3 separate regions of the Homo sapiens genome follow, and regions 1 and 3 are each linked to region 2. The links are chromatin loops, found by intact Hi-C in ENCODE. Cell type or tissue: B cell. All regions are shown on one strand.

The links. Hi-C counts contacts between places; a loop is a spot of excess contacts. Peaks named below come from ENCODE experiments on the same cell type or tissue, not always from the same donor. Only the 100,000 strongest peaks of a DNase experiment are listed, where the experiment ranks them.
Region 1: it touches region 2 in a loop (14-fold over the local background); 14 of 110 quality-filtered maps call a loop at or near these places.
Region 3: it touches region 2 in a loop (1.9-fold over the local background); 14 of 110 quality-filtered maps call a loop at or near these places.

What each region holds. Positions count from the first base shown.
Region 1 is chr12:609,996-617,995 of GRCh38, forward strand. All of the region lies in intron 1 of NINJ2 (ninjurin 2), which reads right to left. Among named protein-coding and RNA genes, the nearest start is that of NINJ2-AS1, 17 kb to the right of the region's middle. RefSeq lists an enhancer at 1-437. In B cell, CTCF peaks have their summits at 1,110, 4,522 (motif pointing right), 4,786 and 5,325; DNase peaks (open chromatin) are centred at 616, 1,106 and 4,506.
Region 2 is chr12:810,782-818,781 of GRCh38, forward strand. It overlaps WNK1 (WNK lysine deficient protein kinase 1), which reads left to right. Exons shown (of 28, transcript NM_018979.4): 2 at 2,861-3,033. Among named protein-coding and RNA genes, the nearest start is that of WNK1, 62 kb to the left of the region's middle. In B cell, CTCF peaks have their summits at 3,600 (motif pointing left), 5,853 and 5,869; DNase peaks (open chromatin) are centred at 3,580, 5,840 and 7,611; H3K27ac peaks cover 3,075 bases.
Region 3 is chr12:860,315-868,314 of GRCh38, forward strand. WNK1 (WNK lysine deficient protein kinase 1) reads left to right here. Exons shown (of 28, transcript NM_018979.4): 7 at 699-1,029; 8 at 1,769-1,956. Among named protein-coding and RNA genes, the nearest start is that of RAD52, 85 kb to the right of the region's middle. In B cell, no CTCF peak of the experiment used is centred here; no DNase peak of the experiment used is centred here; H3K27ac peaks cover 484 bases.

The sequences.
Region 1 (8,000 bases), 200 kb before region 2:
AGGTCACACATTTTTGTTGTAGCTAGAGCATGATCCAAGTCGATTCTGAGTCTGGGCCTCTTTCCACTCCCAGCTGTCCTACTAGCCTAATTCATCTGGCATCACTGGGGCCAAAAGCTACAAAGTCCATTTTGAGCTCTAACTTTGCAGAGTCATTTCCATCCTCCTGCCTTCCCCATCCTGACAAGTGCACATGCACACACACATTGCCAGACACCCAGCAGACACAGAATCAATGCTTTTGCGTGAGTGAAACAGCCCCTCTGGCAGCCCTCTTCACCTGCCCAGTCCCCAGTGCCCAGCACCCAGTGCTGAGCTGGTGAAGATCCCGTGGCCAGAGGCACACTTACCATATACATCATGACTCAGATCCCATTTGCTGACTTGGAACTGAAGCCTCTTGCCCCACCAAGCAATTACTGGAGAACAGGAAGTCTCAACGGAAAATGAGGTCAGCCTGGTGGCTGAGAGGAAAAGGGTCAGCGAGCACAGCCTTCTGCCCCCGTGGGTCCCCACAGCGGCCAGCCCAGGGCCCTGCATGCAGCAGATGCCCACCACAGCTTCACTGGTGGGTTAGCTGCTCTGAGCGACTCTGTTCAGCCCAGCCACAGGAGGGGGTTACCAGGCAGGGACTTAATATGTGGCTCTAGAGTCTGAAGGAGACAACTTCAACTCAACCTTGTTTAGCAGAACTGGGCTATGACAAGGACAACCACAGCACTGGAAATCTATTCTTTTTTTTTTTTTTTTTTTTTGAGACGGAGTTTCGCTCTTGTTGCCCAGGCTGGAGTGCAATGGTGCAATCTCGGCTCACTGCAACCTCTGCCCTCCAGGTTCCAGTGATTCTCCTGCCTCAGCCTCCCAAGTAGCTGGGATTACAGGCACCCACCACCATACCTGGCTAATTTTTTGTCTTTTTAGTAGAGACGGGGTTTCACCATGTTGGCCAGGCTGGTCTCAAACTCCTGACCTCAGGTGATCCACTTGCCTCAACCTCCCAAAATGCTGGGATTACAGGCATAAGCCACGGCACCTAGGCTGGACATCTATTCTTTAAAGAACTCTGTGTTACCAAATTCAGTTCTGCAATCTGTCCCAAGAACTTCCTTTTCTGTGCCCTAAGTTACGATAGAGGAAGAGGCACATCAACCCCAGGCCTGCCTGCCTTTCTTTCTTTCCTTCTTTTCTTTCCTCCTTTTCTTTCTTTTTCTTTCCCTCTTTCTTTCTTTCTTTTTCTTTCTTTCTTTCTTTCTCTCTCTCTCTTTCTTTCTTTCTTTCTCTCTCTCTTTCTTTCTCTTCCTTCCTTCCTTTCTTTCTCTCTCTCTCTCTTTCTTTCTTTTCTTCTTTCTTTCTTCCTTCTTTCTTTTTGTCTTGCTCTGTCACCCAGGCTGGAGTGCAGTGGCACGATCTTGGCTCATTACAACCACCACCTCCTGGGTTTACGCAATTCTCCTGCTTCAGCCTCCTGCATAGCTCAGATTGCAAGGGCACACCACCACACCCAGCTAATTTTTGTATTTTTAGTAGAGACAGGGTTTCACCATGTTGGCCAGGCTGGTCTCGAACTCCTGACCTCAAGTGATCTGCCTGCCTCAGCCTCCCAAAGTTGGGATTATAGGCATGAGCCACTGTGCCCGGCTCCCAGGGCTTTCTTGAAGTGGCATAAAAGTAAGAAAGGATTTTAGAAATCATTTAGTCTAAACTCCTCCTGGTTACACCTTTGGAAGCATTTCCCTGTAGATATTCTTCCCATACCCACCATACCTCTTTCTTGGCAATAAATAACCTGCTAGAAGTCAGAAGAGAGAAAAACTTCCATGAGTTTCCAGGAAGCGAGGCCATTATTACTTGTTGTAGGAGGTTGCCCCCCAATATCTATTTGACCTTCTTGCAGGATAGTAGAATATTTGACGGGATGCATGACCACTTAGCTAAAGTCAGCATTTCCCAATCCGTCTTGCAGCAGCAGGGCTGTATGACCAAGGTCTGGCTAATGAGAACTTAGCAAGAAGAATTGTGGCCCTAAAAGGAAGGCACCTGTCTTCTCTATCCCCTCCCTCCCTTTTTCCCAGGCTGGAATGTGGAGATTGTGGTGAGCATCTTCAATCATGTGTATAAGGTACATATCCCAGGAGCAGAGCAACAAGCTAGAAGGAGCTTGGGTCCCAAACACCGTGGAGCTACTGTATTATCCCTGGACTGTCTGCACGCAGACTATTACACACAGGCGAGAAATAAACTTCCATTTTGGTCTAAGCTGTTATTATTTGGCGTCTTGCGTCAGTGAAACCTGCATCCTAACACAACACTCTGTGGGGTGTCGGGGCAGTCGCAACCTCCCGTTCTCTGAGAAACCCCCAATTCCACACACCTAGGAGGTAGCCTGGTGACATTATATCCGGTCCAGGAATATCTGGCTCAGGCTGGGTAGAGTAGGGGCGGGAGTCCTGTCCAAGCAGGGCCAATCAGATTTTCCCTTCCATTAATCTGGAACTGAGATTCACTGTTGCTATTCAACCTCCACGGACTACATGAACCAAGATGCACCAGGAGAAGCAAAAATGAGAGGCCAGGCAGCCCCAGAAAAGCAGAGGGAAGGAGCTGTCTGGGTTGGTAGGGCTCGAGGTTCTGGCCCAGGCACTTGGATGACCTCCCTGATCTCCCTGTTGTGTGGTTCTTGGGAGAGATCCTGACACTTTATGATAAACTCCCTCTTTTGGTCTCAGATGCTTTAGGTTCCTTTCTGTCACCCGTAACCCAAAGTGCCTGAGTCTCTTCTGATCCTTGTAAAGATCTGTGTATCCTCAAAACCAGAGGACCCATGTGTCTGCAGCACACCCTTGGCACACCGGGTCCTCTCCGTCACTGCAATCATAGAAGGTCCTGAGGTGAACTAGGTAGATAGACAGATTGATCGCCTGATCGGCTGATTGGTGAATCAATCCATGGGTCTTCCAAGGGATGCTAAACAGGCCTCATGGAATCACAGAATCAGGGTGAAAGGGACAAAAGGCATCAGGCAAGGTGTGACCAGAAAGGCTTAGTGACATGTCCAAAGCGTGCAATTCAGTGGCAGAGTTTCAACTGGACCCCAGCCCAGCACTCCCAGGTTCACTCCTCCTCCCCTGCCATCCCTGGCTGGCCCAATCTGGGGGTGCTCTGACACACTAGGAATAGTTTCCCCATGCTAATGAGCAAAATCCCTGTGACAGCTATGTCAAATCAAGCATATCTGCGGCTCCTAAGAAAAATGAAAATGTATCCTTTTCTCCTTTTTCTGGGTCTTTCTCTATAATTCTAAATCTCATCACGCATTTTAAATAATAAATGGGCTGGGGGCGGTGGCTCATGCCTATAATCCCAGCACTTTTGTAGGCTGAGGCAGGTGGATCACCTGAGGTCAGGAGTTCAAGACTAGCCTAGCCAATATGGTGAAACCCCATCTCTACTAAAAGTACAAAAAATTAGCTGGGCATAGTGGCAGGCACCTGTAATCCCAGCTACTTGGGAGGCTGAGGCAGGAGAATTGCTTGAACTTAGGAGGCAGAGGTTGCAGTGAGCCAAGATTGCGACATTACACTCCAGACTAGGAGACAGAACGAGACTCTGTCTCAAAAATAAATAAATAGGCCGGGCGCGGTGGCTCACGCCTGTAATCCCAGCACTTTGGGAGGCTGAGGCGGGCAGATCACGAGGTCAGGAGATCAAGACCATCCTGGCTAATACGGTGAAACCCCGTCTCTACTAAAAATTCAAAAAATTAGCCGGGCGTGGTGGCGGGCGCCTGTAGTCCCAGCTACTCAGGAGGCTGAGGCAGGAGAATGGCGTGAACCCAGGAGATGGAGCTTGCAGTGAGCCGAGATCGCGCCACTGCACTCCAGCCCGGGTGACAGAGTGAGACTTTGTCTCAAAAAATAATAATAATAAATTAAATAAATAAATTAATTAATTAATTAAAAATGGCCTTTCTTCTCTGGAAGGAGCAATGATGGTACCTCCACCATGTGCCAGGCCCCACACTGGCATTTTCTTTCCAGGTGCTATTCATTTAAGCCCTTCCAGAAGCCACAGGCATGTGGGGTGGAGAAAGGCCAAGCAGCTTGTCCATAGCACGTGGCTAGTAAGAACAGTCTCTTACACGATGTCCTACTGCCTCCTAAAGAAGACCATCCTTAGCGATGGTTGCTGCCTTGACTTTCCAGCCTTCTCCACAGGCACCTGCTCAGCTTGGTTTGGGTCCATGGGTATTGGGAAGTTACTAATCCCACTGTGGTTTATACCTCATGACTTCTTGCATTCGGCTGAATATTCTAGACTGCATGAGGGAGAGGACTGTGTGTAGGTCCAGGGACTTGGTCTTGGGAGAACATAAGTCTGGGTCGTTGGGTGGTGGCAGAACAAAATGTTTGGAGATGGAATCTAGATGATCATCTGTGCGTGAGCTTCATGCCCAGGGGACATGGTGGGGTGGGGGTGGCGGTGTGCCTGTGTGCCCACGGGGGGCTCAGCAGATGGCACTCTTCCCTCACAGTCCTGCCGGGCCTGGCTCCCTCCCTCTGTCTTCTTCCCCTTGCATTCCCTACTTGCCTCTCTACATGTCTTCCTCCTCCATGCCTAGACGTTCTTTAGTACCTGTGCTCTAAGAGGATTCCTGCTTCCCTCTTATCCAGAGAAGTCACTTAGTTAGCTCATTTTTTTTTCCTCCAAAGAAGGGAACAAAGGCTTGACACCTCAGGGCTCGGCCTGCCTGTTTTTTGAGCTGTGTTTGCACCCAGAGCTGAGTGTCTGTCTAGCTCAGGTTCCCAGAGGCCTAGGGGCAAGACCATGTCTTCACACGTCGGGCAGCGTGCATTGTCAGCGCTCTATGAAAAACAAATAGCAGTTATGCAAAGACAAGGAAGCTGCTGGCTCATGGAGGCTGTGGTCCCGAGCTCAAAAGATGCAGGCTTGAGGTCTTAACTGCTTCCATTTAGCGCACAAGCCCACGTCCCTGACACCAGCCACAGGAGGATTCTGCACTCCCATGGTCTCTCTGAAGAGTCGGGAGAGCGGTTTGTGTGAATGTGTAAGGTAGGGGAGGACTCTCTGATTTCATTATGGATTATAGAAATAATAACCTACAGTCATCTTTCAGCTCTGATAAATGAGTGACTCTCAAAGGAGATATGCACGCCCCATTAGGAAGCTACATCCAAATCTCAGCAATCAGGGTGCTAAATGAGAACACCTTATATTTACCAAGAGGAGCATGATTTTTTTAAATGACTGACAGCTTTTCCAAAGGCTAGATCTCCTTCTCGTTCTTTTCTCTACTAAGAAACTCTGGCTCATGCCTGTAATCCCAGCACTTTGGGAGGCCGAGGCAGGTGGATCACCTGAGGTCAGGAGTTCAAGACCAGCCTGACCAACACAGAGAAATCCCGTCTCTACCAAAAATAAAAAATTAGCCGGGCGTAGTGGCGCATGCCTGTAATCCCAACTACTTGGGAGGCTGAGGCAGGAGAATTGCTTGAACCTGGGAGCCGGAGGTTGCAGTGAGCCGAGATCACACCATTGCACTCTAGCCCCGGGCGACAAGAGCGAAACTCCATCTTAAAAAAAAAGAAACTCTGCTCACCCTTCAAAGCCCAGCTCCACTGCCACAGCCCTTGGGAAGCCTTCCTCAGCTCCTATCGGCTAAATTTATCCCTCTTTCTCAGTTCTCCCAAAGCATTTGCTTCACTCCACTAGTACAGCACGTACCATGGGCTATTAGAGGGCTATGTGTGGGACTGTCATCCTGTGGGCTGCATGCATCCCAAGCACAGGAAATGTGCCTCACACGACTTCACATGCCCTTTTCAGGGTCATCTGACAAGCAAGGGAAAATCCTACAATTGGCAGAGCAGTTGTGTTGATGTAGGAAGTGTCTGAGAGGAAAGGGCTGAAAGGAAAAGTGAGGCACACTCTCGGAGAGCTAGAATATCATTCCAGGGGGTTTTAGCTAGGGTGAGGGGCTGCAGAAAGCAGTACTTGTAATGGGCCAGAGGTATAGTAGTTAGAGAAAGCTGATAAGAATTTGTTGCGGTAAAGGAAGTTCTCAGGAAGGTAAAGGACTGGTTCAAGGAAACTTCTGAGTATAAAAAAACCAGGACTGCATTGCCATTTCAACGGGTTGCCTGGACTAGATTTTGAAGCAAAGTCCTATAGTCAGGAAAACTCCAGGAGCTGACTTGGACTTCTCCAAGAACAGAGGCTGGAGGAGGAAAGAAGGAAGCAAAGGCCATGGTAATGACCTTACCATTGGGATAAACTGTGTCAAGCTGCACTGAGTAACCAGGTTGTGTCCTGTAAGTTACTAATCCCACCATGGTTTATACCTCATGACTTCTTGCATTCTGCTGAATATTCTAGACTGCCTGAGAGAGAGGACTGTGTGTAGGTCCAGGGGTTTGGTCTTGGGAGAACATAAGACTGGGTCGTTGGGTGGTGGCAGAACAAAATGTTTGGAGATGGAATCTAGACGATCATCTGTGCGTGAGCTTCATTACAGTGAAGAGTGGGACTGCTCTGGTCCCAGGGTAATGACGGTGACAGTGCTGCAGGTTGCAGGAAACCCACCCCATTCCCCCTCCAAATAGGAAAGAGGCCACGATGCCAAGAAAAGGGACTTCTTGACTACAAAATGGGCCTAGCTACCAACTTATAAATTAGAAGCAAGACTTCTGAGTGGTGTCAGGAAACTGCTAGTGTTCTCCTCTCTTGTACCTTTAAGATTTATCCAAAATGAGACACCTTTCTACACAATAGCATCTGATGTGACCTAAGTGTGGAGACAAGAATCCCTAGTTGAACCAATGAAGGATCAAAAGACGCTAAAAGCTTACCTTGGCATCTCAGGCACTTGGAAAGCTAGCATTGCCTCCAGTTCTTTAAAAAAAGTGTGCTCAGCCGGGCGCAGTGGCTCATGCCTGTAATCCCAGCACTTTGGGAGGCCAAGGTTGGCGGATCACCTGAGGTCAAGAGTTCAAGACCAGCCTGGCCAACATGGTGAAACCCCGTCTCTACTAAAAATACAAAAATTAGCCAGACGTGGTGGCGCACACCTGTAATCCCTGCTACTCGGGAGGCTGAGGCAGGAGAATCGCTGGAACCTGGGAGGCGGAGGTTGCAGTGAGCTGATCACTCCATTGCACTCCAGCCTGGGCGACAAAGCAAGACTCCATCTCAAAAACAAAAAAGTGTGTTCACCCCCTGTTCTTGCCCTAGGTCCCTAATCTAAGCGAAGTTGTTGTAGTAAAGCCTGGGATGCGCTAAGAGGACAACAGAGGAAAGACACTGGGGGAAGAGCCCACAGCAGTCAGAGCACGTCCTCCCCTCACGAAGCCTTCCCTAAAGCCCTGGCCGCGTGCTGAGAATCCTTCCTTCTAATCCTGCCCCTGCATATCCGTGGCCCAAGCATTCCTTCTGCCTCCAGACCTGCCTCCACAACAGCTGATGAGGCAAGTGTCCTGGCTGAAGCGCAGCAGTTCACATCCCCTTTCTTTCTGGCCTTGACATTAGAGGATGCCTGTGCAGCTCTGAAGCTCCTGGGGATAAAAGGCTCAGGCTGCTGTGCTTCTTCTCACAGGTCCCTGAGCTCCCCCAGGGCTTTCCTACACAGAAGGCCGGCTGGCTGAGCACTCCCAGCTGCAGCCCCGCTGGCGTCGCCGTGTTTTCTGTGCTCTGCGCTCACTCCCCAGGACGTTCTGGTTTCCTCATCTCAGCTCTCTTTGTTTAGCCACAGAGATTGGGCAACTTCTGTTGGGCAGCGAGGTCAGGGCCCTGCCTCCTAAGAAGGGGCCTCTCCCTCACAGGTCAGTCTGAAGTCACTTGTTCTCCAAGCCCTTGCTCACCCCAGGGCCCTGACACTCAAGTCCATCCAACACCAGGTGCCTCTTTCTCTGGGCACTTGGTGCCCAGGTAAAATTTTCAGATATTATTGCTGTTTTTAACATTATTCAGTGAATAACGTACTCTGG
Region 2 (8,000 bases):
ACTCCAGAAGAAATTACATCAGTGGATAATCTACTGAGCACTGTAATTTGGGTAGTACTGAGATGAGCAATTGTTTTAGTTGTTGCCTGACCCCCACCCCACCCCCAGCAGCCTGGAACTGTGCATGTTATGAAGAGGTCATGTGACACGGATCCTTGGTTTTGCTCATTTATCCTGTCAAAACAACTTAATGTAGATGGAAAGAAATGAACGAAATGAATAGAATGGGTTAGCTGTATCAGCTTTAGTTTATATTGAAGGTAATGAATGCTGCAATTGGGATAGTATAGTATATTAAGGCCCCAGGAATATCCAGCTCCATAATGGTGAAGAGAAGGTTCTAAAAAGCAACAGTGGCTAATCCATTCTAAGTCTCACTTGATGTTTTAATGCTACTTTTTGATACGGTCTTTTAAAATTTTATCATTGTATTCATGATAATTTGATTGACAGTTGGTAATATTTAAACAATATATGGTTCCTCTTATTTTACCTTCAGCTGTAATTTAGTATAAAGTTCCTATTTCTTTTCAATAATTATTATATAATAACAAACGTGGATCTTCTGAGAAGAAAATTATTTTAGAAGTTTTGCAAAATATTTAGGGTTTGTTTGTTGTCATTGAAACATGAGCTTTGAACCAAATCTTCATTTGTCTCTTAGTTCTGTTTTTCATGTGAATTTGAGGGAGATAATAAAATTTTGTGAGTCAGTTCGTCTCACAACATTTTTCTGAGGATTAAATGAAGTGAAGCAGCCAACTAGTAAATGGCAAATACTTGGCAAAAATTATTTTTAAAACCCCAGGTGTTCCTTCTGATCTGTGTCTTATGTTAGTTTTGATCTACTTTATTATTGTCTTAAAGTCTTTTGGGTGCTAAAATTATGTACTTCTCTAAGATATTTTATGAAATGTTCCTAGATTAAAAAAAAAACAATATTCAGTTATAGATGGAACAAGTAGACAAACTATTGAAAGAAGCCCCAAATTATTTGTTTAGGTTTCCCCCATTTCCTGCTTTGTTGATGATAATCTGTTGTCATGCATCTGTATTTCTAACTTCAAACATTAAGCAGGGGTTCTCAGATCCCTTAAAATAAATAATACTTTTCAGAAAGGATAAAAACACTTAGCTATATAAAGTAGCCTGTATTTATAGTATAGATGTCTTCTGGGCAAATTAGAGATAAAATATTCTAAATATTTCTATGGAATTTTTAGATTGTCATTCAGTGTATTCTCAAGGAAAATTAAATACGGATTTTTGATGGCAAAGAAGTCCCCCGTTTTTTTCCCTCTATGCTTTGCTATAAATAAGTAGTTGGCAGCTTTTTTACAATAAGCTTTTACAAACCATTTTTAAAAATCAAAAGCTGGGACCTTTGCAAGTTGATCATTCTGTATGGGTTGTGTTGGACTTAACTGAGACTCAGAGGCCCAATTTCAATTCTCATTTTTCTTTTAAGTCACAGGAATTTTTTATCCTTGGGGAAATGCTAACTGCTTATTAAGGACACACACACACACTTTTAAAGGGGTATTGAGGGGAAAAGACATTTATGGAATTCATTCAACAAATGGCTGTTGAACAAGTCACTATGCTAGGTTGTCAGGTGCTAAAGATAGAACACAAAAAGGTATCTTGTCACTGCCTTTTCATGACAAAAAGCCTCTGAGGGCTTATTCTATGGGGGATAAGAGTCAATATAATGTTGCCTGTGATTAAGTGTTATGTAAGAGGCATGTACATAGTATCCATTGGTTTTAATGCTATTGGGCAGAGTAGAAACAGGAGTAGTAACTTGGTTTCCTTTTATTACATTCCTTATTGGGTACTTTTGGCGACAGAGTGAGAACCTTAAAGTTCAATTAATAATTGATGTAATAACTGAAGAGAAAAATTAATGAACAGGAAGGTAGATCAGAAAACATTGCCCAGAAAGTAGCATACAGAAGGAAATGGAAAATGAGAGAGAAATTAAAGGATATTAAGGATAAACTAAAGTTATACACATACTCACACACATTTAAAAATTGTTTAAAAAGAAAAGAAGAGTTGGAAGGGGAAAAAAAGAGAATGAGAGGAGACAGTGTTTAGAGAGATACTGAGAATTTTCCTGACTTGAAGACAAATACTTGAGTATTTAAGTTATTGCTTAAAAGAAAAAAAAAATTAGGCTTCATGCAGTGGCTCACACCTGTAATCCCAGGCTTTGGGATGCCAAAGTAGGAGGATCACCAGAAGTTCAAGACCAGCCAGTGCATCATAGCAAGACCTCATCTCTACAAAAAATTAAAAAATTAGCCGGGCAAGGTGGCACATGCCTGTAGTCCTAGCTACTCTGGAGGCTGAGGTGGGAGGATCCCTTGAGCCCAGGATTTGAGGCTGCAGTGAGCTATGATAGCACCGCTGCATTCCAGCCTTGGTCACAGAGTGACTTCCTGTCTTTTAAACAAACAAACAAAAATAAAAACAATGTTTTGGTTAAAGATAGATTGATTTTAATCAAGGCAAAGATAGAACTGGAATTTATATTTAGGTCTTTGCCTCCAAAGCCTATGTTCATTTCCTGACATTAAATTGCATGTCTAGCAATTGATGACTTATGTTGGATATGGAAAGTTAACTGCACCTTACAAAAATGAGACTATATCTGAGTTACACATTAACAGTAAAGATACTAAAATGATCTCAAGCATGAATGTATATAATCCAAATCTATCATTTATAACTTCAGCATTTGCATTTTTTAAACACCATCGATCATGATTTAGTAATGTTTAAGTGTCTAAGATTAACTGTCTGATTTGGTGTTTTATCATTTTAAACCACATTCTGTTTTGGTTTTTGATTTTAGGATCGAAAATTAACAAAGTCTGAGAGGCAGAGATTTAAAGAAGAAGCTGAAATGTTAAAAGGTCTTCAGCATCCCAATATTGTTAGATTTTATGATTCCTGGGAATCCACAGTAAAAGGAAAGAAGTGCATTGTTTTGGTGACTGAACTTATGACGTCTGGAACACTTAAAACGTAAGTTCATCAGTATTACAAAAGCTGACCAAGAAGTATGAGAGAATTTGATTTTTTAAATTTCAGGTCTACCAGTTTCACTTTGGTTGTTCAGCCTAAGAAGGGAACAGTCCTTCCAACTGTTACTGTATTAGCATATTTCCTTGCCCACAAAGTCCTCTAGTATATAAAGTGATTTGATAATTATTTCTTGGTAAGTATTGAAATGAGAAGTTATGGCCGAGTGTGGTGGCTCATGCCTGTAATCCCAGCACTTTGGGAGGCCGGGGCAGGCGGATCACCTGAGGTTGGATCACCTGAGGTCAGGAGTTCGAGACCAGCCTGGCCAACGTGGTGAAACCCCGTCTCTACTAAAAGTACAAAAATTAGCCGGGCATGGTGGCGTGCACCTGTAACCCCAGCTACTTGGGAGGCTGAGGCAGGAGAATCGCTTGAACCTAGGAGGCGGAGGTTGCAGTGAGCTGAGATCACCTCACTTCATTCCAGCCTAGGTGAGACTCTGTCTCCAAAAAAAAAAAAAAAGAGTGGCTAAGGAATCAGAAATCAAATGTCAAGGTAGCCCTCTAGTGGTTAAAATGAGATTAAGGTTTATTGAGAAACTACCTATTTTTTTCATTTGTATTGTGCTTTGCTATATCCCTGCAACTTTTATATCAGATGCAGATTATATTGTGACAGTTATCACTTAAAAAATACTTTTAGTTCCATTTCCCATAACATCAGAAATTAATCCCCAAATAGCTAGATCTATCATTCCTTTCACAGAAATAGGTTTAATGCAGAAATTTCCCGTTACTTATTGTAAAGAGCTTTTGGTAAGTGTTGGAGTATGCCTTTGTAATCCCAGGTTTCTTAGAGCAGCAGTCCCCAACCTTTTTGGCATCAGGGATTGGTTTCATGGAAGACAGTTTTTCCATGAACTGGTGCGGGGGTGGGGCTGGGGAAGTTTGGAATGATTCAAGCACATTACATTTATTGTGCACTCTATTTCTATTATTATTACATTAAAATATATAATGAAATAGTTATACAACTCACCATAATGTAGAATCAGTGGGAGCCCTGAGCTTGTTTTCCTGCAACTCAACTGTCCCATCTGGGGGTGATGGGAGACAGGGCAGATCATCAGGCATTAGATTCTCATAACGAACGCTCAACCTAGATCCCTTGCATGCACAGTTCACAGTAGGGTTCATGGCCCTGTGAGAAATCTAATGCTGCTGACAGGAGCCAGAGCTCAGGTGGTAATGCGAGCAGTGAGGGAGCGGCTGTAAATACAGATGAAGCTTTGCTTGCTCGCCTGCCACTCACCTCCTGCTGTGTGGCCAGGTTCCTAAAAGGCCATGGACTGATATTGATCTGTGGCTCAGTGGTTGGGGACCCCTGGTATCTTAGAGGATCTGTTTTTACTCAGAGAAGAACCTGTAGTAAGTTACCTTGTATAAATTTTTTATTTGGTGAAATTGGATATTTTTAAATTATCACTGTGGCATATATTCTTTATTAATTGTTAAAGTTAATACTGCTGAGCTGATTAATTCCAGATCATTGGAATACAGTGTTACAGCACCTGGATATAGTCACTTGCATGTTTTCTGAAATGCTTACGGTTAGCATGTTGAAACATGAACAGATCATTTCTGTCCTGCAAATTCTAATTTCTTTATCCAACTTCCACTCTTGTTTATGGCAATACCTTTATCCTAGTTAGTCAGGCTTCTTGATACTCTCTTTTCTTCCATTAGAATGTGCTAACTAGCACTATATACCTAGTACTATGAACAAGTGCTAGATATCACATTCTACTGGAAGTGTCTAATACTGAATAATAAGTGTTTGAATGAATTAAGGAGAATTATGTGGTAATAATTATGTGTACATCTTGAGATTCTTTCCACTGGTTTGGATACTTACTTGGTTGTCAACAGTTTGTCTGGCATGCCTAAGATTACTCTAAAATACAATGGTTTACTTGTTTTAAAAACTATATTGAGGAGCTTTGGGTAACATAGTGGGGTAATAAGCCCCTGTGGAATGGCTGTCCCACACCAACAAACTGAAATGTGGAATATAATAAAAGTTTTTTCCAATACGTGTCTAAGCTTTAAGGAAAGAAAGGTTAACCTCCAGATAATAAGCAGAGATAACTCAAAGCCAAAACAGGAACTTATACTCTGGGATTTTAGACCACATATTGGTTGAGGAGTTGATGCTAGTTTTAATGTCCATGCAAGGACAGAAAGCCTTAGAACTAGGTAGAGAGGGGAGCTAGAACTTAGCCTGTGTCAAAAAACTGAACTATCCGTGAAAAGAGAGACCTCAGTGCTCTAGCCAGTGAAAGCTGCAAGGAATTTTACCTGTGTGCAGAAGACTGTGGATAAGAGGGGAGACCTATGAAAAATAGAAATTCACATCAAATGCTACCAGTGTTCTTAATTATTCTGTAAACTAATCTTTTCTTTTTCTTTTTTTGGAGACAGGGTCTCACTCGGTTGCCCAGGACAGAGTGCAGCAGCACAATCATAGCTCACTGCAGCCTCAAACTCCTGGGCTCAGGGAATCCTTCCACCTCAGCCTCCCCACTACCTGGGACTATAGTTGCTCACCACCATACCTGTCTAATAAAAAAACAATTTTTTTTTTTTTAGTAGAGACAGTGTCTATTTTGTTGCCCAGGCTGCTCTCAAACTCCTGAGCTCATCCTGATTTGGCCTCATCCCGATTTGACCTCCCAAACTGCTGGGATTACAAGCATGAGCCACGGTGCCCAGCCTGTTTGGTATTCTTCCATCTCATATGTAGATGGCGCTATAACATAAATTTGTACCATCTACTTGGTACAGGAATCCCAAACCGAAGAACATACATGATAATTGATCAGGAACGGAAAGAAAACTCCCGGGGACATTTTCACAGTTCCTTGGTCAGTGTCCAGAGGCAAAACTGTTTCCAAAGAAGATGACCTCACAATTAAATTACAAATCACACCAATGAAGGTGAATAGACACAACCAGAAAATAGCACTGCAACAATTAAGGATATCATGGACAAGTCTGAAAGTGATTACAAACAATTATTTACATAATGATGTCAGTAAAGATATTTGTAAGTGTATATGAAGTGTATAAAGAGAAAAGAAGGAATTGAAGGAAAAAGACACCAAAGAAAAAAAAGACAGGCATAATTTAAAAGCTTCTGAAGAACTTCTAGAAATAAGAACATTAAAATTCAAACATAAATGGTCTAACGGTTAAACAGCAGACTGAATTGAATTGACAGGAATATTAACTACGAAGAAATGAGCAACAGAACACACAAAAAAGACAGAAAATATTTAAAGAGGATGACATAGTAGTGAGAAGACCCAGATAGATTTAATTATCTAAAAGGGGTTTCCCTGTAGTCCTAGCTACTCTGGAGGCTGAGGCAGAGAATCACTTGAGCCCAGGAGGTGGAGGTTGCAATGAGCCGAGATCGTGCCTCTGCACTCCAGCCTGGGTGACAGAGCGAGACTCCATCTCAAAAATAAAAATGAAAAAGTAGAGAGAATGAGAAAAAGAAAAATTTCAGAATTTAAGAATTCTGATTGAGAATGTATACAGATTCCTAAGCAAGTAGATTGAAAACATTCATATTCATTTCTGGAAGAATGGATAACTAGGACCATTGGCAGCATTTGGAGAGGCAGATTGGGAAGGAATGGGAATTAATTCCAAAATGCGTGCTTTTTGGACCTTTCGAGTTTCTACCTTTGTTCTCTATGTATATTTACATTGAAACAGATAAAACACCCATAGCTGAAAAATAAGATGGGAATGTATGAGTCAGAAAATTTGGATTAAGGCCAGGCGTGGTAGTTCACACCTGTAATCCCAGCACTTTGAGAGGCTGAGGCGGATGGATCACCTGAGGTCAGGATCACCTGAGGTCAGTTCGAAACCAGCCTGTCCAACATGGTGAAACCCCATCTCTACTAAAAATACGAAAAATTAGCTGGGCATGATGGCGGGCGCCTGTAATCCCAGCTACCCGGGAGGCTGAGGCAAGAGAATCGCTTGACCCCGGAAGTGGAGGTTGCAGTGAGCCGAGATTGTGCCACTGCACTCTAGCCTGGGTGACAGAGTGAGACTCCATCTCAAAAAAAGAAAAAGAAAAAAAATTTGGATTAAAAGTTGAGATAAATTTAGATGTATTTTTTTAAATAGACATGAAATTCAAATATCATACAATTAACATTTTAGAAAGTACAATTCAGTGGCACTTAGTACATTCACAATGTTTTGTAAGTACCACATCTATCAAGTTACTCAACATTTTAATCACCTCAGAACACTCTGTGCCCATTAAGCAGTTACTCTGCATTTCCCTTCCTCCAGCCAGGCAGCGTATTTTTTCTTTAATTGCACATTATCTAAGTTCTTTTTCTTTTTACAATTAAAAAGAAATTTTCAGTTTCTGAGCTTCAGAGGCTTATGCCAACAGGAGGGTTTATTAAGTAGAAAGAGCATTAGACTTGCAGTAGAAGTTGTGACTGCTCCCACCGCTGCCTCTGACCAACTGTGATTTTGGGCAAATAGCTAACCTTATTTGGGCTTCAGTTCCCCATGTGTATGTAAAACAAGTGGTTGGACTGCCTGATCTCTGGGACCAGCCATTCGTGGATGGGATTTTTTTATTGTAAAAAACATAACAAAATTTACCATCTTAACCATTTTTAAGTGTATAGTTCAGTAGTGTTAATACAAACACATTTCTGTGCAATTTCTAGAATGCTTTTCATGTCACAAACTCTATGCCCGTGGAACAATTTCCCATTTCTCCCAACCCTCAGCTCCTGACAACTACCAACTTTTTACCATCTCTATGGATTTATCTAATCAGGATATGTCCTATAAATAGACTCAAAGTATGTTATGGATCCTTGTGTTTGGCGTCTTTCACTTAGCATGGTGTTTTCGAGGATCATC
Region 3 (8,000 bases), 50 kb after region 2:
ATTATTATTTGAAGTATGTCTAAAAGATCACTCTTCCATAAGGAAACCCTTCCCCAAATTTATGCTTGCCATAGTGCCCAAAATAGCTGATTATTATGGAAAGATAACTCAGAATATCTCTACTCGGATTTATCAGAACCATTCAAAAGTGGTAGTTGCCTCTGAGAGGAGATCAGGTATGAGTTACTTATGTTTAATTGTTAGCTGTTTGTATTGTCTGAGCTTTTTTGCTTTTTTGGAGGGGAGGAGCAGTGTTAAATCTTCATATTCGTACCACAGTTGTTTTAGCAGATTAAGTAGTTGCCTTGTAAAAGAAAGTGAAATCAACACAGGTTAATGTTAGTGGTTACGTGTGAGGGGGAAATACAGTGAATAGAACAGAGTACCTTACTTGGTTTAGGAACTGAGGTTTTAGTTGCCCTATTGTTTCGTTGTTTGTTATAAGGAGTGAAGGTATACCTACCCTTCGAGTTTCTGCAAAAATGGTGGTACCCACCCCTCAAGTATCTACAAAGATGGTAGGGAAATGCATAATGCAGATTTTACAGTTCGGTTAAGGCCAGTCCTGAGAGAATTCTTTCTTCCTCCTCTTCTCTACTTTTTTTACAATGCCTTTTTTTTTTTTGGCGGGGGGTGGTGGTGGGGGGTGTTGTTTTCTTTCAATATACTACTGCTTAATTTACCCTTTTATTCTGTAGGTAGAGTCTGGGTATGTCTGTGAAGGTGATCACAAGACCATGGCTAAAGCTATCAAAGACAGAGTATCATTAATTAAGAGGAAACGAGAGCAGCGGCAGTTGGTACGGGAGGAGCAAGAAAAAAAAAAGCAGGAAGAGAGCAGTCTCAAACAGCAGGTAGAACAATCCAGTGCTTCCCAGACAGGAATCAAGCAGCTCCCTTCTGCTAGCACCGGCATACCTACTGCTTCTACCACTTCAGCTTCAGTTTCTACACAAGTAGAACCTGAAGAACCTGAGGCAGATCAACATCAACAACTACAGTACCAGCAACCCAGTATATCTGTGTTATGTACGTATCTTGGGAAGTGGACAGATAGGCTAATGATTCTCCTAATTGGTTTTTTTAGCTTCTTGTTATTTTGCACTGGCTTTTTGGTTTTGAATTATGAATCCTACTATTATACAAAATTTGAAATGGTTGTCGTCTAGCTTCTCTTTATTCTTATATCTGTGACTAGGAGAATAGAAGGATGGGGTGGTAAGGAAATGTGATTAGGATACAAAATAATTTTATAAGCTTCAACATCTTGGAGGTTTCAATTTGTAGATTTCTACTTTTCACAATTTATTTAAATAAAACAGATTTAATAATGAAGAATGAACAAGCTTGGCTACTAAAATTGAACCCATCAGTCTGGTTGAGCTCTTTTAGCAAAGCTGAATGGTATATAGACTAAAAACTAATGAGAACACTGGTTATTAATTTAATTACTTGTTTAATACTGAGAACCTCCTGGCCTCCATAATTAAGACTTTGAAAGCTGTGTCAAATTTAAGGCTTATAGTGTTTCATGCTGTTTCCCTTACTCCTCAGGTGGTAAGATTCTGTGATAGCCATATGGATTCCTCATTTAAATATAGAAATCTACTGAATATGGCTACAATTCATTTTTTATTTAGTTCAAATCTGTGCAAGGAATAACTAGTTACCCCTAATATAATGGGTCTAAATATGAGAAAATGTGAACCTCCATTTTGTGATTTGTCTTTCTCTCTCTCTTTTTTTTGGCGATTCATTTTTCCTTCAGCTGATGGGACGGTTGACAGTGGTCAGGGATCCTCTGTCTTCACAGAATCTCGAGTGAGCAGCCAACAGACAGTTTCATATGGTTCCCAACATGAACAGGCACATTCTACAGGCACAGTCCCAGGGCATATACCTTCTACTGTCCAAGCACAGTCTCAGCCCCATGGGGTATATCCACCCTCAAGTGTGGTAAGTAAATGCTTAAGAGCATGTAATACTACAATGAGAGCCAATGGATAGTCTGCTAAATTAAAATTCTTTGTACAAACCAAGTAACAGTATGAGTCTGAAGTAGAAAATATAAAATGCTGTGTCTCTAAAGCCTTATTATAGAGTAGGATATAGACATTAATGTGTGGGCATTAGCTGAACTGCCTACATGAAGCAGCTATGTGCAAGATTTAGATTAGTCTGCATTTTTACTAAAGGGAACGCTCTCTTTAGCACTTAAGATGTTGAAACTATTCACAGCAACAAAAGCTGGACATACAAATGTTTTGCGGGTGGGGCGAGAAGAGTTTTTCAAAAGCTTGTTAAAATGATTACTAAGTATTTCCTGTAAGATTCCCTATTGTACAAAACACAGGTAAGACCTTCAAACCATTATAGAATGCTGCATGTGAGTACTCTAGATTGAGGGAATCCTTTATTTGAATGACTGTTTAATTTAGCGCTTGTGTTGAGTTAATCATCAGTTGCTGTGTGTGTTCCTGCCTTTTAAAGTCTGTGTTGGACACAAGTTCCTTCCCCAGTATATGTTCTTTTGCTTTTTCCCTTTAGTTGGTAACTGTTTTATTACTGATTTATTTTCAGAATCAACTTATAGAAATTATTTCCTGAAACATTTTATGCTTGTATACACATACACACACACAATTATCCTGTGTTTTACATTAGACACTCTTGTTTCTCATATAGAGAATGTTAAAGTAGATCATCAGATAATACCCCATTTCTTTTGTTGACCTCAGAGGAAAATAAAATACGTCATCTGCCTCTGAAAGGTATTAGAAAATAAGTAACTTGTCACTGTACAGCACTTGTTTAGTGAGATCTTTAAGCAGACAGATTTTCCCCTTCTCAGAAAGCTTTTAATCTAAACTTTGTGGAATTCTTGCTCTTCTTTAAATGAAAATCTTTCTCTGTTAAGAAAATACTTCTGCTTGTTCGATTTTTTATCCTACAGCTTGGAATAAAAGATGTTCATTTGTTTCAGAGTCCGTTTAATCCTGCTTTGGCTAGGTCTCAAAATGAATGGCCACAGTAACACAAATAAAAAACTAATATACTAACTTTTTAAAACAATCTACTTTCTGTCTTTAAAATAATTGAGGGTAGAATAGAAGAACTTTATAAAGACTGCACAGAAAATATATTTCTGTGTTCTGACAAATATTACTTGTCAGCATTTCTTGTCAGTTTCTACCTTTAATTGTTTTTTTTCTGGATTATTATAACTAGATTTTGCTAAGACTTTTTTTTTAAAATTTTCTCTTGTCTATACTCATCATGGGGGAGCATTAGGTCTCTATTTTAGAAAGCAAGTAGAATGACATGAAGATATTATTTGAGCCATTAATCTAGCTATATTTATTGATGCTCTAAAAGCAGACGTTCTTGCTTTTTAATGACAGTATTCTATGGAGGTATTATGAAGAATTATTAAATATTGAGAATTTAAAAATTTGTCTAATTCTATTCTTGTCTCATTTCAGGAATGTGGCTTACAATAATATGGACAAATTATAAGTGAAATTTTAGAAATTAGAATAAAAGAAATAAGGCTAGAGAGAAATCAAAACAGGAATGAAACTAAACAATCATATGATGATATGTAAATACTTGGTATTGGTGGGCCACAGATTTGGCCCAAAGCATTCTACACAGCCAAGTTTTGGAAATGAAAACATAGTTTCATAGTTCACAACATCTAAAAGGAAAATAACAGTCTTATTCAAGACAACCTTTATGGTATTGATCATACTGCCTTATAGCCATATTAAACCCTGTGCCTGAACATTTTTTTAAGTTTTTTTTTTTTTTTTTGACAGCGTCTCACTCTGTCTCCCAGGTGGGAATACAGTGGCGTGATCTTGGCTCACTGCAACTTTCACCTCCTGGGTTCAAGTGATTCTCCTGCCTCAGCCTCCCCAGTAGCTAAGATTACAGGCACCCATCACCACGCCCAGCTAATTTTTGTATTTTTTTTAGTAGAGACACAGTTTCACCGTGTTGGCTAGGCTGGTCTTGAACTCTTGACCTCAAGTGATCCACCTGCCTCGGCCTCCCAAAGTGCCAGGATTACAGGTGTGAGCCACCATGCCCGGCCTAAATTATTATTTAGAGATTCAGATTGAAGATATTCTCCCATTGATTACTTTGTAAAAGTACAAAATATTTCCTATATCCAGTTGTGAATTTCTTCTAGAAAGCTAAACTTTTTCCTAGTAGATCATGACTTTTTTACCTTTACAAATAAAGAGTGGCAAGTATAAGAAATACTGTGAGCCAACAACTTTCCATCTCATGTCTTCTAAAATAGAAATGAGAATCTTTTTCTGAGGTTTCCAGAGCTCTTGCAAAATAATCCAATCTTAAAATTCTCTGTATCTTTTAATGTACTTTAAACTAATAGAATTCATTCTTGTTGAATCTTAAGTTTGCCAAAGTTGCAAGCTAATATTCATTGTTTTCCCTGTCTGCACCCTTCAGTCAGTTGGTCATTCTTAAATTCATACACTTGTAACACTTGGTGTTATTTCAGAATATTTAGCATGATAACTGATCATTATCATGATCATTCATTAAACCTGTCCTTGACTGACAACGCAGAATAGTTGTGAATAGTTGTGATCTGTCAGATGTGCTATGTTGAGTTATAGCTCTCCTCAAAAAAAAAACTGACTTTGTGGAATTGGGAGAGGATGGAACATTTCTTCATGCAACTATGCCCTGTTATCATTGTACTTTTGTTTATTTTGTTTTCACAGTACTGTGTTTTTCATGTGTGTGTTTGTTTTGTGTTGAGCCTCGTCGTGGCCGTAGCATGTCGGTTTGTGTTCCCATCTTTCTGCTGTTGCCTCTGTGTCCCGCATCTCTCCCAGTGCTCTTCCACCCCACCGCCAGTACTGTCTGCACCTCTTTCTCCTTCCCTCCTCCGGACTGCCCCGAGGAAACTTTTGCCGAAAAGCTTTCTAAAGCATTGGAGAGTGTCCTGCCTATGCACTCTGCCTCTCAGCGCAAGCACCGACGCTCCAGCCTGCCTTCCCTCTTTGTCAGTACTGTATGTAACTGTAAACTTCTGACAAATGAACAATTATTACCAATGAATACATCCAGGCAACAAGAATTTTAATTAAAATTGAATAAAGAACAGGACTAAACTTGGTTATATTATGCTTCTAGGATACCAGTTATTCCTGTAGGAAACTTTTTTGTAATAAGGCTTTAAGGGGGAATAAAAAGCAAGGAGGTAATGAGAGAGAATACCTATAATGTCCTTGGCACATACCAGCATGTGTCCAATAAAATTTACCTTTCATTATATCTTCCTGTTTCCTATCGACATAAAATTCTTTCATTTTCATATTCTAGTTTTAAAAGGATTAATTTTAAAGTTATTGCCTTAATCAAAAGCAAATTTTATCAAACATTACCCAAACATTTTTTCTCCTCACTTTATTCTAAGGAGACACTAATAAAACTGGATGAGTCCTTTTTTTTTTTAATAACCTTAGTCAGCAAAGAATAACCTTGGAGTGAACATTTATTTTAATTTAATCATTTATGTAAGATGATGTATCAGCAAACCAAAGAACTACATAATGTTCCCCCATGGAAGTATTTTTTCCTTAGGTTTCAACCTAAGGTGGGACTGTAGCTCTAATGAATGCATTAGATGCATATATAGTATGTATGACTTTCTTTGGCTCCATTAATGTTTATAAAAGATCTATCTTATAAAATTATTTTAAGCATGTGGGTCCTTGCTGCTTTTCCAAATAAAGAATATAGTTAACTTTCTGAACTAGCAACCCCAGAATTTTCAGATTTTTACTTAGGAGAATGAAGAACTATACAGTGTTATTATGGCTTTGAGACATACCATGAGTAAATAACAATAAAATGAGCATTCTGACTGAAAATAGAAATCCTTATTTAGCTATTGTGAACAGTTGATCTACTTTGCCAGCTCGATAAGGATCTTCCCTATGGAAGAATGAAACTGAATTCTTTTAAAAAGCGGGGGAGGCTGTGATAGTGAATTCTTACTATTATTTACTTATTTATTTATGTTTTGGAGATGGAATCTCGCTCTGTCGCCAGGCTGGAGTGCAGTGGCACGATCTCGACTCACGGCAACCTCTGCCTCCTGGGTTCAAGTGATTCTCCTGCCTCAGCCTCCCGAGTAGCTAGGACTACAGGCGCATGCCACCACACCCAGCTAATTTTTGTATTTTAGTAGAGATGGGTTTCACCATGTTTGGCCAGGATGGTCTTGATCTCCTGACATTGTGATCCACCCCCTTCAGCCTCCCACAGTGCTGGGATTACAGGCGTGAGCCACCGCGCCCAGCGGGTAATGAATTATTATAGTGTATATTGTTTGCATTTGGCAAGCTGTGTTTCTAAATTTAGTCTTAAATCTAGAACTGCTTCTAGAATAAAAAGTGCTATCAAATAAAATTGGCTGTCATTTATATTACCCTTTTCAGTTGATTAGAACACCAGGATGTCAGAATCAGAAAATTCATGGTTACGGCCGGGCTCAGTGGCTCACGCCTGTAATCCTAGCACTTTGGGAGGCCGAAGTGAGCAGATCACCTGAGGTCAGGAGTTCGAGACCAGCCTGGCCAACATGGCGAAATGTGTCTCTACTAAAAATACAAAAATTAGCTGGGCGTGGTGGCGCACGCGTGTAGTCCCAGCTACTTGGGAGGCTGAGGCAGAAGAATCCCTTGAACCCAGGAGGCGGAGGTTGCAGTAAGCCAAGATTGTCACTGCACTCCAGCCTGGGCGAAAGAGGAAGACTCCATCTCAAAAAAAAGAAAAAAGAAATTTCATGGTTATGCAACTCTTATTTATGATCAGAAAAATGGACATTTTGTGATTTAACTCTGTAACATGTTTCATGTAGTAAAAATATAATAAAACTATTAATCATCTAGCTTGGGAGAGATAGGAGAAAGACATTACTGTCACTAGTCAAATTATATATCTTTTACTATCCACCAAAAATCTCTTCTGATTTCTGGTTAGAAGGCATACTATTAATTGATAAGAAAATAAAACTGAAGGCCTCTAACATATCACAGGGTAATAAGAATATAGGGAAAGTTAGTTCAATAGTTTAAATTAAAGCACACTTCTTACAGTATAGAACTAGTCGGGCTTTTATGCCTTGTTTTAGTTCTTACTCTTCCTTTAACTCTTTTTCTGTTGATGTAATTTACATTAATGCTTAAGAGTGAACTTTTTAAGTGTGGGTAAAAACGAAATAATTACTTACAAAGTTTAATTCTTCCATTTCCTTTGAGAGAGGAAAGTTATGGAAAAGCAGCTCTTATCTAAAGCAAAGAGCCCACAGATTGATTTCATTGGCCCTGGATGTATTTAATGGATTTTTACTATGCACATAATTTCCAGAAGCATTGTTATTTATTTATTAATTATAAATTTAGTGTAACCATTTCATAGGGTTACACAGAACTACCCAGTTGTGCATGTCTGATGTAATTTCACATATGAATGTATGAATTACTTGTCTTATTCATGTTGATACAGCCTCAGTCCATGGCGCATCCGTGTGGGGGGACCCCAACATACCCAGAATCACAGATATTTTTCCCAACTATTCATGAACGTCCAGTTTCTTTTTCACCACCTCCCACCTGCCCACCGAAAGTAGCCATTTCCCAGCGGCGTAAGAGCACCTCCTTCCTGGAAGCCCAAACTCACCACTTCCAACCCCTGCTGAGGACTGTTGGCCAAAGTCTTCTTCCACCTGGTGGCAGCCCAACTAACTGGACACCAGAGGCCGTAGTTATGTTGGGTACTACAGCCAGTAGAGTAACTGGAGAGTCATGTGAGATACAGGTCCATCCTATGTTTGAACCATCTCAAGTTTACAGTGACTATAGACCTGGACTAGTACTTCCAGAAGAAGCTCACTATTTTATTCCTCAGGAAGCAGTGTATGTAGCTGGGGTACATTACCAGGCCCGGGTGGCAGA